Linked DNA regions of Homo sapiens: regions 1, 2, 3 and 5 are each linked to region 4. A link is a contact called in ENCODE Hi-C or POLR2A ChIA-PET data. All regions are on one chromosome and are shown on one strand. Each heading gives the region's core, a stretch centred on a gene start or an enhancer-like site at or near the end of the contact. The rest is flanking DNA. Distances are from core to core; before and after follow the strand shown. Region 1 overlaps YAP1 (Yes1 associated transcriptional regulator). Region 2 overlaps YAP1 (Yes1 associated transcriptional regulator). Region 3 has its middle 40 kb from the start of CFAP300. Region 4 holds the start of YAP1-DT (YAP1 divergent transcript). Region 5 overlaps YAP1 (Yes1 associated transcriptional regulator).

Region 1 (2,814 bases), core at 192-2,691, 68 kb before region 4:
TTGAGTTCCTACTATATTCAGGCCCTGGAGATGGAGCAATAAACAACATAGTCCCTATCTGATGGAATTTATGTTCCAGATAGAAGACAGTACAATGTTGGCTAATGATACGTGCAGCAAAAATAAAGCAGCATGCATGAAAGAAAGAAAAATGAAAAATGGGAAAGAAAAAGAAAAATGGGAAACAGTTTTTTAGAAAAGCAGATCAAGGGCAGGAAGTGACCTGTAAGCTCTGACCTAAATGCACTCCTAGCCAAACATGTGACATTCCGGGCATGGGCATTCCAGGCAGGGGCAAGCATGAAGAGGCTGCTACCTGTGGATGGGGCAGAATAAGCAGTTCGCTTCGTTTTTATGGTTAAGAATCTACCAGAAAAACTTTAATTATTTCAACCAGTAAATACTTAAAGGGGATTACCATTATTAAACAGTAATTCCAATCCCCCAAACTCATGACAACCTCTAGATTGGTGAGAATGGATAATACACATTTTCACCCCAAATAACTTTTACACACTCGAAAGCTGGGCCCTTAGACGTGAAAAAGATGTGGAAGCTTTTCAAGGCTGGGCTATCATGCCTGACCACCAATACCAAAGTCTTCTTTCGAAGAAAAGATTAAAAGTAGGCCCTATAGCAAAAAGGAAGAGAGAAACAGGCCAGCATTTTAATGAGACGTAAAGAGGGTGACATGGTTTGGATGTTTGTCCCCTCCAAATTTCATAGTGAAATGGGATTCCCAAAGTTGGAGGTGGGGCCTGGTGGGGGGTGACTGGGTCACGGGGTGGGGGGTGGGGTACCTCATGAATGGCTTCGCACCATCCCCTTGGTCATAAGTGAGTTCTCATTCAGTTCACCTGAGATCTGGTTGTTTAAAAGCCTGGGACTTCTCCCACTCACTTTCTTGCACCATGTATCACACTGGTTCCCACTTGCCTTTTGCTAGGATTGTAAGCTTCCTGAGGTCCTCACCAGAAGCAGACGCTGGCACCATGCTTCCTGTACAGCCTGCAGAACTGTGAGCCAAATTAAACCTTTCTTTATAAATTACTCAGTTTCAGTTATTCCTTTATAGCAACACAAAATTAGATTGACAGAGGGTGAGAAATTTGATTCAGGATAAGCAAAAAGAGAGTAGTAGGCAATATATAAAATAATGCATAAATTAGAACTACTTAAACTTGAGGGAAGCGAGTTTTTATGTAAGATTTACTACTAGTATTACTTGATTGACAACTTAGCTACTATAGCAAAAACCAACTCCCTGTGATATTTTAAAAAGAAATACTCCATGTCATAACACTGAAGGTGACTCACCATTAACTTCCTGCTCTTGCCTAAGGACCCTCTTGCATTAGTAATGACTAACTAAAACCATTTGCCATGTCTATTCAAACAGGAAAATCCTGATTAACTACACCACGAGTTAGAGGACCAACCTCCCCTTGTCACCTGCCCCACAATTTGGGAATAAAGAAGTCACCTAGGACACTGAAGTTTACTAAACACACCCTGATGAGTCCTACAAAGTACAGGATTATCAAGTAGTTTCCTTAGAAAGTAACAAGAGTAGCTGGAAAAGTACATTCAATGACCTTTTAAAGGAACATTCTGCCTGCTGCTTGTTTTGAAATTCTGGTCTCGTGTATTTATGATGATTCACAAACTGTTCTTACTATGTACACGGCACTTTTCCTAAGTTCTTTGCAAGCAAATGTTAAGTCACTTAACAACCCTACGATGGAGGTACTATTATTATACCCACTTTACAGATGAGGAATCTAAGGCAAAGAAAAGTTAGCTTGTCCAGGATCATTCAGCCCAACCTAGTAAGTGGCAGAGTGAGATTCAAACCTTGACAGTTGAGCTCTCCAGAAATCATGCTCTTGAATACTACACCACAATTATGACAAACAGTAATCATATTTTTTTAATCCTCTTTTCTTGGAACTTTCATGAAATCCCATGGCTTGCCATATTCACATAAATGACTCCCATATCTTTAATGCCTCTCACAGGGTCAATACTAGTCTTTCTCCTCCAACTGGACATTTGACACTTCACAAGATATGTTCCCATATTTTGAGTGGGGTTTCTTCAAAATGCCATTTCCATTTGTCCCTCAAAACTTTCACATAAACTTTTTTTTTTTTTTTTTTTTGAGACCGAGTCTCACTCTGTCGCCAGGCTAGAGTGCCATGGCGCAATCTTGGTTCACTGCAACCTCCACCTGCTGGGTTCAAGCGATTCTCCTGCCTCAGCCTCCTGAGTAGCTGGGATTACAGGCCCTCACCACCACGCCCAGCTAATTTTTGTATTTAGTAAAGATGGGGTTTCACTGTGTTGGCCAGGCTGGTCTCGATCTTTTGACCTTGAAACTTTCACATAAACTTTCACATTTCCATGACAAAGTTTTAGCAGTAACTTCCAAATTGGTCTTATTCAACTCCAACATTAAACTTTGTATGTACCACAGCCACATGATCATCTTACCTCACCTCCTCTAAGGAGGAAGTCCTCTGACTCAAGGCTCAGCTCCCTAAAGGAAAATTCTCAAATTTTTAGTGGGTTATCCTCTATAGTCAGGCATTATATAGCACTGCTTCGGTACTGAAAGCATCCAACATGCCAGGCTCTATCTATTCCTCCACATCATTTCACATCCCTCCTCATTCAATCTTCTCTCAGTTCCTCAAACATCTCCTCTCCCAGCTCCAGGACCTTCACAACTGCAGTTGCTCCCTGCAGGAACTCTTCTCTCTACCTTCTTTGCTTAGCTAACTCCCTCTCATCCCTTCCCACTCTGAATGTCAC
Region 2 (2,700 bases), core at 76-2,575, 120 kb before region 4:
GAGAGATGTTCTAACAGGGTTGTCAGTTTGTCCTGCCAATTAAGATCAACATGCTAACATAAGTCATGTTATCAGAGTTTTATTCAAATAGAGCTAATATATCCAATTTATGATTTTTTTTTTTTTTTTTTGAGAAGAGGTCTCATTCTGTCACCCAAACTGGAGTGCAGTGGTGTGATCACCGGGGCTCAATCCATCCTCCCACCTCAGCCTCCTGAGTAGCTGGGACTACAGGCATGTACCATGACAGCTGACTTATTTTTGTATGTTTTTTTATAGAGATGGGGTTTCACCATGTTGCCCAGACTGGTCTTGAACTCCTGGGCTCAAACAATACACCCACTTTGGCCTCCCAAAATGCTGGAATTAGAGGCATGAGCCACTGCACCCGGCCAATCCATGATATATATTTTTTTAAACTAGGAAAAGACAAGTTACAAATCACCGTATAGAGACAAAGCAGGATCAATTTAATTCAAATTTACAGGATTTTAATTGGTTTTCTTCTGAATCATCTTTGCTTACAATACCTTATGAGACCTGGTGATAACATATCCCACTGTTAAGTCAGGTTACTAAGAGGAATAAAGAATACCAACCTGTATCCATCTCATCCACACTGTTCAGGAAGTCATCTGGGGTTCGAGGGACACTGTAGCTGCTCATGCTTAGTCCACTGTCTGTACTCTCATCTCGAGAGTGATAGGTGCCACTACATAAACATGACAGTTAAAGACCAACACAAAAAATTTTAAAAATCAATTCAAGGTAAAAATAAACACCTGCTGAGCAGCAACATAATTCTCAAAGAGGATTAGTGAAAATTCCTGTCCTGCAATGTCTGAAACAAGCACCCTCCCTCAGGGCCATAGACAGGGCTTGTGCTATGAAGTGAAATAGACAAGTTAATCCTAATTGAAGCTGGCAGCTCTAAGGAACCAAGATTTCTCCTAAGGTTCTGTGCTTGGTGACAATAAGGGACAAAAAAAGATACCCCCAGTTAGTTTTCCTGGCTGACAGAAAATTCTCTGCATCAGTATTCTCCTCTCTGTAATATCATTTGAATCTGGGGGTGCGGAGGAACCCATACAACTTACTTGTCCCAAGGCCTCAATTCTCCAGGTGGTGGTGGCACAGAGACGTCACAACACAAACTCCAGGTGGGCGAGGAGACAGGTCTGCACTAGACTCAAGTTAAATTCCTAGCTATTGTGCAGAGAACATAAGCCAAGGAAAAATCAACCCCAAATAAACCACCAGAATTCCTTTTAGGACTGAGCCAAAATAGGTGAGTCACTGCCAATAAGATAAGAATACTCGTGGCTTGATCTCCTTGCTTCTGTGTTTGGGCGGGGGAGGAAAAAGCCTCAAACACTTCAGTACGAAACGAAACGGGAAATCATATAGCTCCAGTTAAAGAAAAGAGCAAAACAAAAAACTGCAAGGCACATCCCTTGAAAATAAAATGACCCAACACAGATTTTCACTTTAGACTAAGTAAGGTTTCCCAGATTTACATTAAAAGTATGGTAAATATCCATTACCCTGAGAAATAGAACACTTTCCTAAGCTAGTAGCATCTAGACATCAGCTGGCATTCCCTGAGTTCTACTAACTCTACAAAATCTTAGAGAAACGCATAAAATCAAGGCAGCTGTTATTCTTCAATGGTCTGTGTGAGTGTGAACTTCAACTTTCTCTACGGCTTGTACATTTAATAAGCAGCTATTTAACTTACATAAAAGTTAAAAAATAAAAACAAGTTTAACAATTGCTCAAGGCTAAAAGCTCAGTCAATACCCCAACTGCCTTCCCTAAATGATGCAATGCATTTGCCTTGTTCTCTCTCTCCCCTCATTCTATATACTGCCATCACTGGTTTACTCTAATGCTTCTGCCAGATTTTGCCAAGGCTCAAAAGCCTCACACAGATCCAAGAAAACACACATTTGCCTCTGAGACCATTGGTATACAATGCAGCCATATATGAGAAGGCCTCAGGATGTGGTTTGTTTGTATTTTGCCTGCCCTGATCTGGGACAAGAGCCTGGTCCTAGTCATCACTCTATTCGGCTGCTAAGCATGGGACACACATCAGACATTTTAGTCTATTACTGAATAACTGAACTTACAGAGTTGCGCAGAGTTCATTCCAAACCACAGGGGAAGCACATGGGCATTCCTGAGGACAGAGTTTACAGGGCCATTTTCCTGGTGAGGAACTGCTCCCTGCAGAACCCCACTTCCTACAGGCCCCACTCATTCAGTAAACATTCACTGAGCATCTGCTACTACATGACAGGCATTAGACTAGGCTTTGAGGATAAAGAGGTTAACAATCACCACCACCTACAAACAATGTTTTGTGAGAGGCTCACAACTTCAAGGAGGGAAATGAACAAATATACTAATGAATCATATTTAGGGGCTATATGAACTCAGATGTAAGCACAGTGCTTTCAGAACAAACAGGGAGCTTAGAAGTAAAGGGTAAAAGTTTCATGGAGGGGGACATCTGAGTGAGCTTTGAGGGTAAAAGTAAAAGGGAACTAAGGGAACTCAGCATTACTACTAAGAGTCAATGCCAAGGCAAGTTGGGGCAAAAAGTATTTAGAGCTTAAGGAATATACATAAATCAAATAGTAAACAAGGGAAAAACCATCAAGAGGTTTTTTTGTTTGTCTTTTTGTTTTTTGAGAC
Region 3 (2,700 bases), core at 92-2,591, 100 kb after region 4:
ATCCTCCAGTATAGAAAATCTGTTACAGGGTCTGTAATTCAGCTACACAGGACATCTGGAAAGGCAGACTTTGAGGGGCATTCTTTCTCTTTCATGTGTACACTTTTATCAAAGGAGACAATTTCATTTGCTTTTAATTTTTTTGGACTTCTCTGAAGTTACACATGCACAATGTAGATAGTGTGAAAAATATAAAAAAAAAGTATTAAGAAAAAATGAAAATCACCTGGAATCTGATTGCAGAGAAACCACTCCTGATATTTGATTGCATTAATTTCCTGGCTTTTCTTTCTTGATGTGTTTATTTCCTCCCATGGTTGAGACACTCTAAGTATAGCTCCAGGTCCCTCTCTTTCCACTTAGCAACGAATCATTGTTATTTCTTTAATTCATTAAATATTCTTTGAAAATATAATTTTAATGGCTGTGTAATAGTCATCATATAAATGTACCATAATTTAACAGTTTCCCTGTTTATCACCTTATAGAATGTTTTCTTATTTTTCCTATTATAGCAATAAGCTATATTTCATAACTTTATTGTAAGTCTTGTTATGACTGAGGAAATTCAGTCTGCAACTCTGAAGAATGAAAGTAAACACAGATTTGTAGTAGAGACTTTTTTGAGGTAATACATGTGAAATGTATGTAAGTTACTAATAGAAAAGATAATATATTTGGTAGGTATGATTAGTATTAGTGTATGGGGAATTTTATTTGTATTATTTATATTATCTGTATTGTTAAACTTAAGCAGCCTACTATTTCAGAAAACGTTAAATCATATCTACTTTCAGAATAAATTAAATCATAAACCATAGTCTATATGACATAGTTAATATATTAAACCAAGTGTTCTCAGAGAACACTCGTTGTCAAACTGGATGGCAAGCTATTAGTGGGTGAAGATATATTATTCCTTGTAACCAACATTTTTTTAAAATAAAATACAATAGAATATAAAAATATCAAAGGGCATGCCTTAGTTAAGTTTTCTTACTGGAAAGAGTGAAAGCTACTGGCATTGACTGATAGAAAAGTTTATTGTTTTATAACCACTAGAGGGCAGTCATTACATTAGTTTTAAAAAAGGCCAACTAACAGCTTAATACAAGTTGACCTAGTTTTACAACTGATTATGATAGACATAAAATTACATTTAAAAAGATTGTCGGGCTGTTAATGTACTGTTATTTGAGGACCTATTACATGGCACACATTGAGTTAGGGAGACATTGATGAATAAGACATGTTCTAGAATGCAGTGAGAAGGTAAGTGTGATATTACAAGGCAGTTATGCATGTCATTTGGGCTTATGTTTGCCTTTCCAGCCTCATATCCTGCCACTCCCCAACTTGCAACCTGAACTGCAATCATGCTGAGCTACTTGTAGTCACCTTGAACATACTGTTCTGTCTTCCTGGAATATTTTTTGTGTCCCTCTCTGCCTGGTGAACCGCAACTTATACTTTAAGCCCCAATATCCTGACTTTCCCAGACAGAAAAAAATATGTGCTTTCTCCACTTGACTCCTTTAGGGTCAAGTTCAGCCCTATTACAGTTGATTACTTATGTCTCATTCCCCCAGGAAACTGAACTACTGGAGGGCAGGGAATATATCATTCATTTTTTTTTTTTTTTTTTTTCTGTAGCTGGGGTATAGTGCCTGGCACATAGACAGTGCTTAACATAAATATTTAGTCAATAAGCAAATAGAAGTGCTATAAAGAGATACTGTAATGAATTTCTTTCTTACATAATCTCTCTATTGATCTTCTACCCTCTCATTTTGTATATGCCACTAACGTAGCAGCTATTCAACCGCCAAAGCAAACCAAAGACAGACTGACTTATTGATGGTGAGGGAGGGTTAGGCTTTATTGAATATGAAAGGCAAAGGGAATTTTGGAGGATAATTTAGGTTTCCCTAGTTATTTTCCCCATGATGACTTGCAAGATTATATTTACTTTAGGAATACAATAGCTAAGACTAAATAACCTTTATTTTTCCATCCCTTCCTTACTTTCGCAATATTTACTTGGCCAAGTAGGTAAAGTGGTTTTGTTTGCCATTTGGCTAGCAGCTAATGATGCTGACACCTTTGGTATTAAGAAGACAGGGTGCCAGCCGGGTGCGGTGGCTCACACCTGTAATCCCAGCACTTAGGGAGGCCAAGGCAGACAGATCACCTGAGGACAGGAGTTCGAGACCGGCCTGGCCAACATGGTGAAACCCCATCTCTACTAAAAATATAAAATTAGCCAGGTGTGGTGGTGAATGCCTGTAATCCTAGCTACTATGGAGGCTGAGGCAGGAGAATTGCTTGAAACCGGCAGGTGGAGGTTGCAGTGAGCCAAGATCGCAGCATTGCACTCCAGCCTGGGAGACAAGAGTGAAATGCTGTCTCAAAAAAATAAAAAAAAAAGACAGAGTTCCTAGTACATTCCACTGGTAGGCTATAAAAGCTTAAAAGATTTAAAGTTTCAGTATGTTCTAAGTGCTCATGTGGCGAATTAAACAATTCTCCACCCAATTGGTATATGCATTTGTTTATAAAAGGTTTCGTTATATGTTCACCTTAGTCATGTTTGTAAAAAGTTGAAAAAATATTTTTAGCTAATTCTAAATCTTGTAAATAAGCCTATACTCATAATCATCTGGAAAATTCTTCTCTGAAAAGAAACCTTGGCTGGGCGCA
Region 4 (2,795 bases), core at 16-2,515:
GACTGAAGTGGACCGAGAGGCCGCAAAGGAAAGGGGCCCAGGGCTCAACTTCACAAACTCGGCCGCCGCTGGCAACACACCCACACACAAATGCCAGAGGCCCCCCTCCCCCTTTCCCAGCCCGGCCCGGCGGGAGCGAAGGTGCGGAGCGCGCGGAGGCGCGCGCATTGTGCAAGCCCACCGCGGCCCAGGCCCGACTTTTCCCCACCCCCTTCCTTCCTCCCCACCCCTCCTCCACTCCCGCCAACCTCTCGGGAACCCCGGGAAGAAAGAAAGGAAGAAGGAGGGAAAGCACGCCCCCCGGGGCTGCAACCGCAGAGAGAAACTCAGAAGGGAAAAACAAATCTCAGCCCCGGACTCTGGGAGGAGTGGGGAGCTGGTCACCGCGGCGGAGTGGACGACTCCAGTTCCACTTCGCCTCGGGACCCCCACCCCAGCTAGAGTTCCCGCAACCCCCCTCCCCTGACCAGAGCTGGCGGCCGCGGCTCCCGAGCGCCCCCCCGGTCTGAGGCCCGCCCGACGGGGAAACGGGGAGAGGGGCAACGAGGTTACCTGTCGGGAGTGGGATTTGGGCTCCGGCGGCTTGAAGAAGGAGTCGGGCAGCTTCCGGAGCCTCATGGGCACGGTCTGGGGCACGTTGGCCGTCTTGGGGTTCATGACGGCGTTGAAGAGCGCCTCCAGGTCGGTCTCCGAGTCCCCGCGGACGTGCACGATCTGATGCCCGGCGGGGGGTGCCTGCGGCGCCGCCTGGGTCGCCGCGGGTGCCGGTTGCCCGGGTCCGGACGGCGGGCCCTGCCCCTGCGGGGGCTGCGAAGGCGGCTGCCCTTGGCCCTGGGGGGCCGGTTGAGGCGGCGGCTGCTGCCCGGGATCCATGGCTTCTGCCTCCCCCGACGCGCACCCCCTGACCCAGGCGAGCGAGGGCTACGCCCGGACGCCCCGGCTCCACGGGCCGAGGTGGAGAAGCGGCGACGGCTGCGGGCCGGGCGGCGCTGTCCTCGCTCTCAGGGCCGGGGGGCTGCGCCGCGGCCCCGCATCCCCCGCCCCGGCGCCTCCGCCCCCGCCCTGCGCCCCGGCTCCACTGGTCTGGCGGCTGCGCCTCGGGAGGGGCTGCGAGGCACTCGGACCTGCGGCGCCTGAGAACTTTTTCCCTCCAACTCCCTTGACGGAGGCCGGACAGCTCGTTGCCTTTCCCCGCCTCCCCTTTCTCTTTATTTCCTTTTCTTGTTCCTTCCTTCCTCCCTTTCTTTTCCCTGGCGGCGGCTGCGCCCGACTGAGACAGAAACTCGCCTCAAACGCCAAAACTAAAGTTAGGAGAAGCGCCCGCCCGCGCCGCCGCGGCCCCGCCTCCTCTCGGCTCTTCCTTCCTCTGCGCGCCCGCCCGCACCGCGGCCCGGCCGGCAGCGCAGGGAAACTTTTCGCTGCAAGTTGCTACATTCCTGCACACTCCCGGCCCGCGGCGCCTCTCCCGGCCGCACGTGACCCGCTCGCCCTGGCCCGGTCCGCCCTTCGCCCGCGCTCAGCCGGGCAGGGGCCCGAAGCGTGCCCCGTATTCTGCCCCGCGAACCGCAAACGATGGGTCCAATCCGGGTCCGAACTGTGGTGTCTGCGGAGAACGCGGGCGCCCTTGGCTGCAGGAAGTTCTTCCGCTCCGCTCGGCCCCTTTTCCCCGCCCGTGCTCGGGAAAGGCGCTTCCAGTTCGCCTGGACCTGCGAAAGGGCCAAGGCCGAAAGAAGTGGAGAGAGGATGTGCGAACCCACCTCCTCCTCCTCGCGTTACCCCGGCTTGACCGAGCGGAGCGCCTGTGCGAGCTTAAAGCCGCGAGGATAGATTGGAGTTAAAATAGATACCGTGAGCCGGCATTGATGTTAATAAAGATCCATTGTTTTCAGCATTAACTTTATTTTGTAATTGTTTCACTTATCTGTTAGTCTGCAAAAACTCACTTGAGAGGGGTAAACGGTTACTGTAATTGAAGCTTTGAGACCAGGTCTGTAACTCAGTGTAACTTATTAAAAGAAACAAAAACACTACATTTTCCAAATAGTGAAATCACATCAACTTTTTTAGTACTCGAATTTGCAATAGTCACTGGAAGCCGCAACCCAAAAAATTAGTGCGTCTTCAGGTACAAGCATTCATGCCTCTGTACCTGTCTTTCATCCTCAAGGAGCTGGGTCCCTACCCCTGCTATCCCTGTGCCTGGCCCAACGGTGGACTCCGTTAATGTGGACTGAATAAGAAATGAATGGGCAAGGAGGTCATCCCAGGCACCTGATGTACAAGGAGCCCTTCTGGAAGCCACTCAAAAACAATAGAAATGTTTTTTAAGTCATACACTCTGGGTTTTTTTTTTTTAAAGCATCCTTGTTGAGATATAATTTATATACCATACAGTTTTTGCAATAGTTGTACATATTAGTATATTTAAGCAATTCACTGTTTTTTTAAATATATTCATAGGATTGTGCAACATCAGTCTAATTTTAAATGCACAAGCCCATTCTAAGGAAATCTGGCTTTCTTGTTTTAATGATTTTGTCTACAATGCTAGTGAAACAAAGGTATAAGTAGGATTAAGCAAGGAAAAAGTCCGTGAGCAAAAAGGTAATTTCTTCCTTCAGCCAGAACATGCCCAGGAGAATTCTGAAGGATCTGTATCACTTGGTGTGGTAGGGCTCGGCCAAAGGAGCAGGCCTCAGACACTCAAAATTCTAACAGAAGATTCCAATCAACTACTCTGAACCCCCAGTTTCCTGTCTGAAAAAAAGGATCAGAGTAAATGACACCCATGACTA
Region 5 (2,809 bases), core at 151-2,650, 87 kb before region 4:
GTTGGGCATACTAATTTGGTAATTCACTTAATCCTTGGTTTTCTCATCCGTACCATCAATACTGACATCTCCATTTGAGTTATTATGAGGACTGATTATTCTCTCACACACCTGGAATAGTGGGTGCTCCATAAACCTTAGTCCTCTCTCTTCTGCAGAACTTCTTTCTAAACCTAAAGACTCTGACTCCTACAGACGAATTCCATATTTTGATGATTCCTATACCTCTCTCCTTCTCCTCCACAAACACATAGACATACACATACATTCTCTCTCTCCCTCCTCCTATTTTATCATACCATTTACTGTTTCCAAATATTCCTATGATTTACAAAAATATGCATGTTTCTCTTTCCTACAAGGTCTAAATAGAAAAAAGGTAGTGGAGATTGAGCCAACGATATAAGAGGATCCTTCTCTTTCGGTGAAACATCTTCTCGGTGTTTCAATACAACACTCAACATATTTCCACACAGAAACATTTTATACAGTGTGCTGTGCCAGGTTTGATAGCATGAGTTAAATATGAATTGGGGAACTGATCTGAGATTCATCACATACAATGAACATGTCGTAAATTGAGGCCCAAGGCAAACAACTATTGGGGAAAAGTGTTTTTGGTTCCAAGCAATAAAAAAGCAAAACACCAAAAACCTGCTAGAAAATAGCCCATTAGTAAGCTGAGGAGTGTTGGAATTATAAAACATGATTGATTTCAAAACAGATTCTAGAGCTATATACACTGTTAAATACTTCATCTATTAAGAAACATTTGGATAAGCTTTTGAGCTTTCCCCATTATATTTTCATTATGTAACATAACATTAAGTTATTTATGAAATAACATACATTCTTGGTGAAAAACACTGAATAGCAATAAAATTACACAAAAATAAAGTGGTAAATATCCTTTGCTTCTCACCAGTTTCCCAGAATTAGATACCAAAAGCAGTAATCATTAATGACAATAGCCAATGCTGACAACAAACTGAATTGGTTGGTAAGGTCTTTTTCAAATCTAAGCTTATCTGACTATTCAAAACCACGGAACAGGAAAAATTAGTTAGGATATCAAAAGATGAAGGAAGAACCAGTCCACAGAATTAAACAGAAACTTGCACAAAATTATGTAAGAGAAATACTCTGATGACTATTGTGAGTACTTTTGGCTTTACCTAAATGTTGTTACCTATGGATACAAGCAGCACTACAAGGTTTCCATAGAAAGAACTCACTTAAATGACCAATTCAAACAACCTTGTTTATCTACTGAAGCTGGGATTTATTCCTCTCCAGAAGCATCCTGTTCTTTACCTTCTGAGTATCTTAAGTCTTTCAACAAAGCACAGAGCGGTGCACCCACATGGGGTGCAGCAGAGACCTCACAAGCAGGCAAGAAACAAAACCGGCTTTGTTTCCTGGGGAAAGGGGGCAGGGCAGCAAGAAAAGAAAAGAATAGCATTACCAACTTCTTCCTCTGGCTATCAACTATTGAAATCCCAATGTTTCCAGTTTTAATAAAATTTCCAAAAGGTAAAAACAAAACAAAAACCCCACAAAATGTCAGAATTTTAAAAATTATGCAATATTTTAAAATTTAGAGTCTGTGCTTCTTGCACTACGAAATAGTAACTGTTTCAAGTTTTGCTTAACAAATCAGCCCTGACAGCTTTATGGTAGAAAACCAATGACTGAGCAATTACTGAAAAATAAGGGACTACTTTCTCAAAAATAAAAGAAAGGGGTCATCACCATAGGTTTTTTTTCCCCAAGTTTCATTCTAAACATGTGAATTTCCAAACTTCAGACAATTTTTAGATTGTCTAAAAATTTACATGATTTGTAACCTCAAAACTTGGATTATAACAATGTATTACAGATCTGTTAGTCATAAACTTTGGAATAATAAATTTAATTCTAGTAATCTTACTGGGTATACATTTACAATAATAAACGATTCTTAAGCTATTAAAACATTACATCAAATCTCCCACAACAAAAGCTTTTGTCTAGTATTTTTTCAAATCTCAGACACTGAATATTTCCATATTAGCATAGCTATATTAACTTGTTCAAAACATTTAGAAGAAATATTTGGGTTTTCCTCATACCTACGAGTGTACTCAAAACTACAAAACAGTAGACTTTTTAAAAGAAATTAATGTTCTTCTAAAAACACAAACTAATAGGCCATCTGTGGGTCTTAAAGCAGTAAAAACAAAACACAAAACACTCACTCCTGGCTCTAAGTGTTTACTGCATGACCTAAGGGGACTGAATCATCAATAGAGAGTCGCTATAAAGTGGCATAATAATTTATCTACTTAAACATAAAATGTAGTTTTTCAGTAAAAATTGCTTATTTTAATTCACACTGAAAAGCTATCTTTTACAAAAGAAAAGGAAAAGACGAGTGTCCTAACCTAATGACTGAATACATCTTTTTATGATCAATATACAAAAGGTATTTCTCAATACACTATATACCTAAATGACATCATGCCTAGAAATAATTTTTTCTCTTTACTGGGATAATTCACCCTTGTTACATGTACTGTCTGGTAGTTCTTACAAATTCACAGAATTGTACACCCATTGCCACGATCTAATTTCAGAACATTTTCATCACTTCAAAAAAAAAAAAAAAAAGTCACAAAAACAAAAACAAACAAAAAAGCCCTGTATCCATTAGCAGTTCACTACCTACTGCCCTTCCTCCCAGTCCCTGGCAACCACTAATCTACTTCTGTCTCTATGAATTTTCCCATTCTGGACATTTCTAAAAATGGAATTAAGCAATATATGGCCT

What was found. Hi-C counts contacts between places; a loop is a spot of excess contacts on that map. ChIA-PET counts read pairs that join two places held with the same protein, here RNA polymerase II (POLR2A). Pooled maps may share reads with other maps.
Region 1: a map of mammary epithelial cell shows a loop between it and region 4 (8-fold over the local background). The contact joins the enhancer-like site here to the promoter of YAP1-DT in region 4. A Hi-C loop is called at or near these places in 26 of 168 maps with a recorded cell type or tissue (A673, Caco-2, Calu3 and 19 more) and 15 of 50 pooled maps. POLR2A ChIA-PET finds 5 or more read pairs at or near these places in 17 of 52 experiments (A673, AG04449, AG04450 and 12 more).
Region 2: a map of endothelial cell of umbilical vein shows a loop between it and region 4 (7-fold over the local background). The contact joins the enhancer-like site here to the promoter of YAP1-DT in region 4. A Hi-C loop is called at or near these places in 36 of 168 maps with a recorded cell type or tissue (Calu3, IMR-90, MCF 10A and 22 more) and 23 of 50 pooled maps. POLR2A ChIA-PET finds 5 or more read pairs at or near these places in 8 of 52 experiments (AG04450, GM12878, H1 and 5 more).
Region 3: a map of PC-3 shows a loop between it and region 4 (12-fold over the local background). The contact joins the enhancer-like site here to the promoter of YAP1-DT in region 4. A Hi-C loop is called at or near these places in 11 of 168 maps with a recorded cell type or tissue (A673, Caco-2, Calu3 and 8 more) and 6 of 50 pooled maps. POLR2A ChIA-PET finds 5 or more read pairs at or near these places in 8 of 52 experiments (A549, HEK293, HepG2 and 5 more).
Region 5: a map of psoas muscle shows a loop between it and region 4 (3-fold over the local background). The contact joins the enhancer-like site here to the promoter of YAP1-DT in region 4. A Hi-C loop is called at or near these places in 8 of 168 maps with a recorded cell type or tissue (A673, Caco-2, HepG2 and 5 more) and 5 of 50 pooled maps. POLR2A ChIA-PET finds 5 or more read pairs at or near these places in 11 of 52 experiments (A673, AG04450, BJ and 5 more).

The regions. Positions count from the first base shown.
Region 1 is chr11:102,177,023-102,179,836 of GRCh38, reverse strand. The region is part of intron 3 of YAP1 (Yes1 associated transcriptional regulator); the gene reads right to left. Among named protein-coding and RNA genes, the nearest start is that of YAP1-DT, 68 kb to the right of the region's middle. Within about 2 kb of position 1,441, at least 12 of the 41 ENCODE cell types and tissues checked have a DNase peak (open chromatin) inside an H3K27ac peak, as active enhancers do; they include A673, HCT116, PC-3 and 6 more, where a contact is called at or near this core.
Region 2 is chr11:102,225,481-102,228,180 of GRCh38, reverse strand. It overlaps YAP1 (Yes1 associated transcriptional regulator), which reads right to left. Exons shown (of 9, transcript NM_001130145.3): 8 at 600-712. Among named protein-coding and RNA genes, the nearest start is that of BIRC3, 91 kb to the left of the region's middle. Within about 2 kb of position 1,325, at least 7 of the 41 ENCODE cell types and tissues checked have a DNase peak (open chromatin) inside an H3K27ac peak, as active enhancers do; they include IMR-90, PC-3, PC-9 and 3 more, where a contact is called at or near this core.
Region 3 is chr11:102,006,397-102,009,096 of GRCh38, reverse strand. No RefSeq gene overlaps it. Among named protein-coding and RNA genes, the nearest start is that of CFAP300, 40 kb to the left of the region's middle. Within about 2 kb of position 1,341, at least 10 of the 41 ENCODE cell types and tissues checked have a DNase peak (open chromatin) inside an H3K27ac peak, as active enhancers do; they include PC-3, PC-9 and mammary epithelial cell, where a contact is called at or near this core.
Region 4 is chr11:102,108,927-102,111,721 of GRCh38, reverse strand. YAP1-DT (YAP1 divergent transcript) reads left to right here and starts at 1,265. Exons shown (of 1, transcript NR_198976.1): 1 at 1,265-1,895. It overlaps YAP1 (Yes1 associated transcriptional regulator), which reads right to left and starts at 1,275. Exons shown (of 9, transcript NM_001130145.3): 1 at 553-1,275. The coding sequence starts at 873. RefSeq lists silencers at 1,363-1,492, 1,503-1,552.
Region 5 is chr11:102,196,467-102,199,275 of GRCh38, reverse strand. All of the region lies in intron 4 of YAP1 (Yes1 associated transcriptional regulator), which reads right to left. Among named protein-coding and RNA genes, the nearest start is that of YAP1-DT, 87 kb to the right of the region's middle. RefSeq lists an enhancer at 1,224-1,518. Within about 2 kb of position 1,400, at least 3 of the 41 ENCODE cell types and tissues checked have a DNase peak (open chromatin) inside an H3K27ac peak, as active enhancers do; they include A673, where a contact is called at or near this core.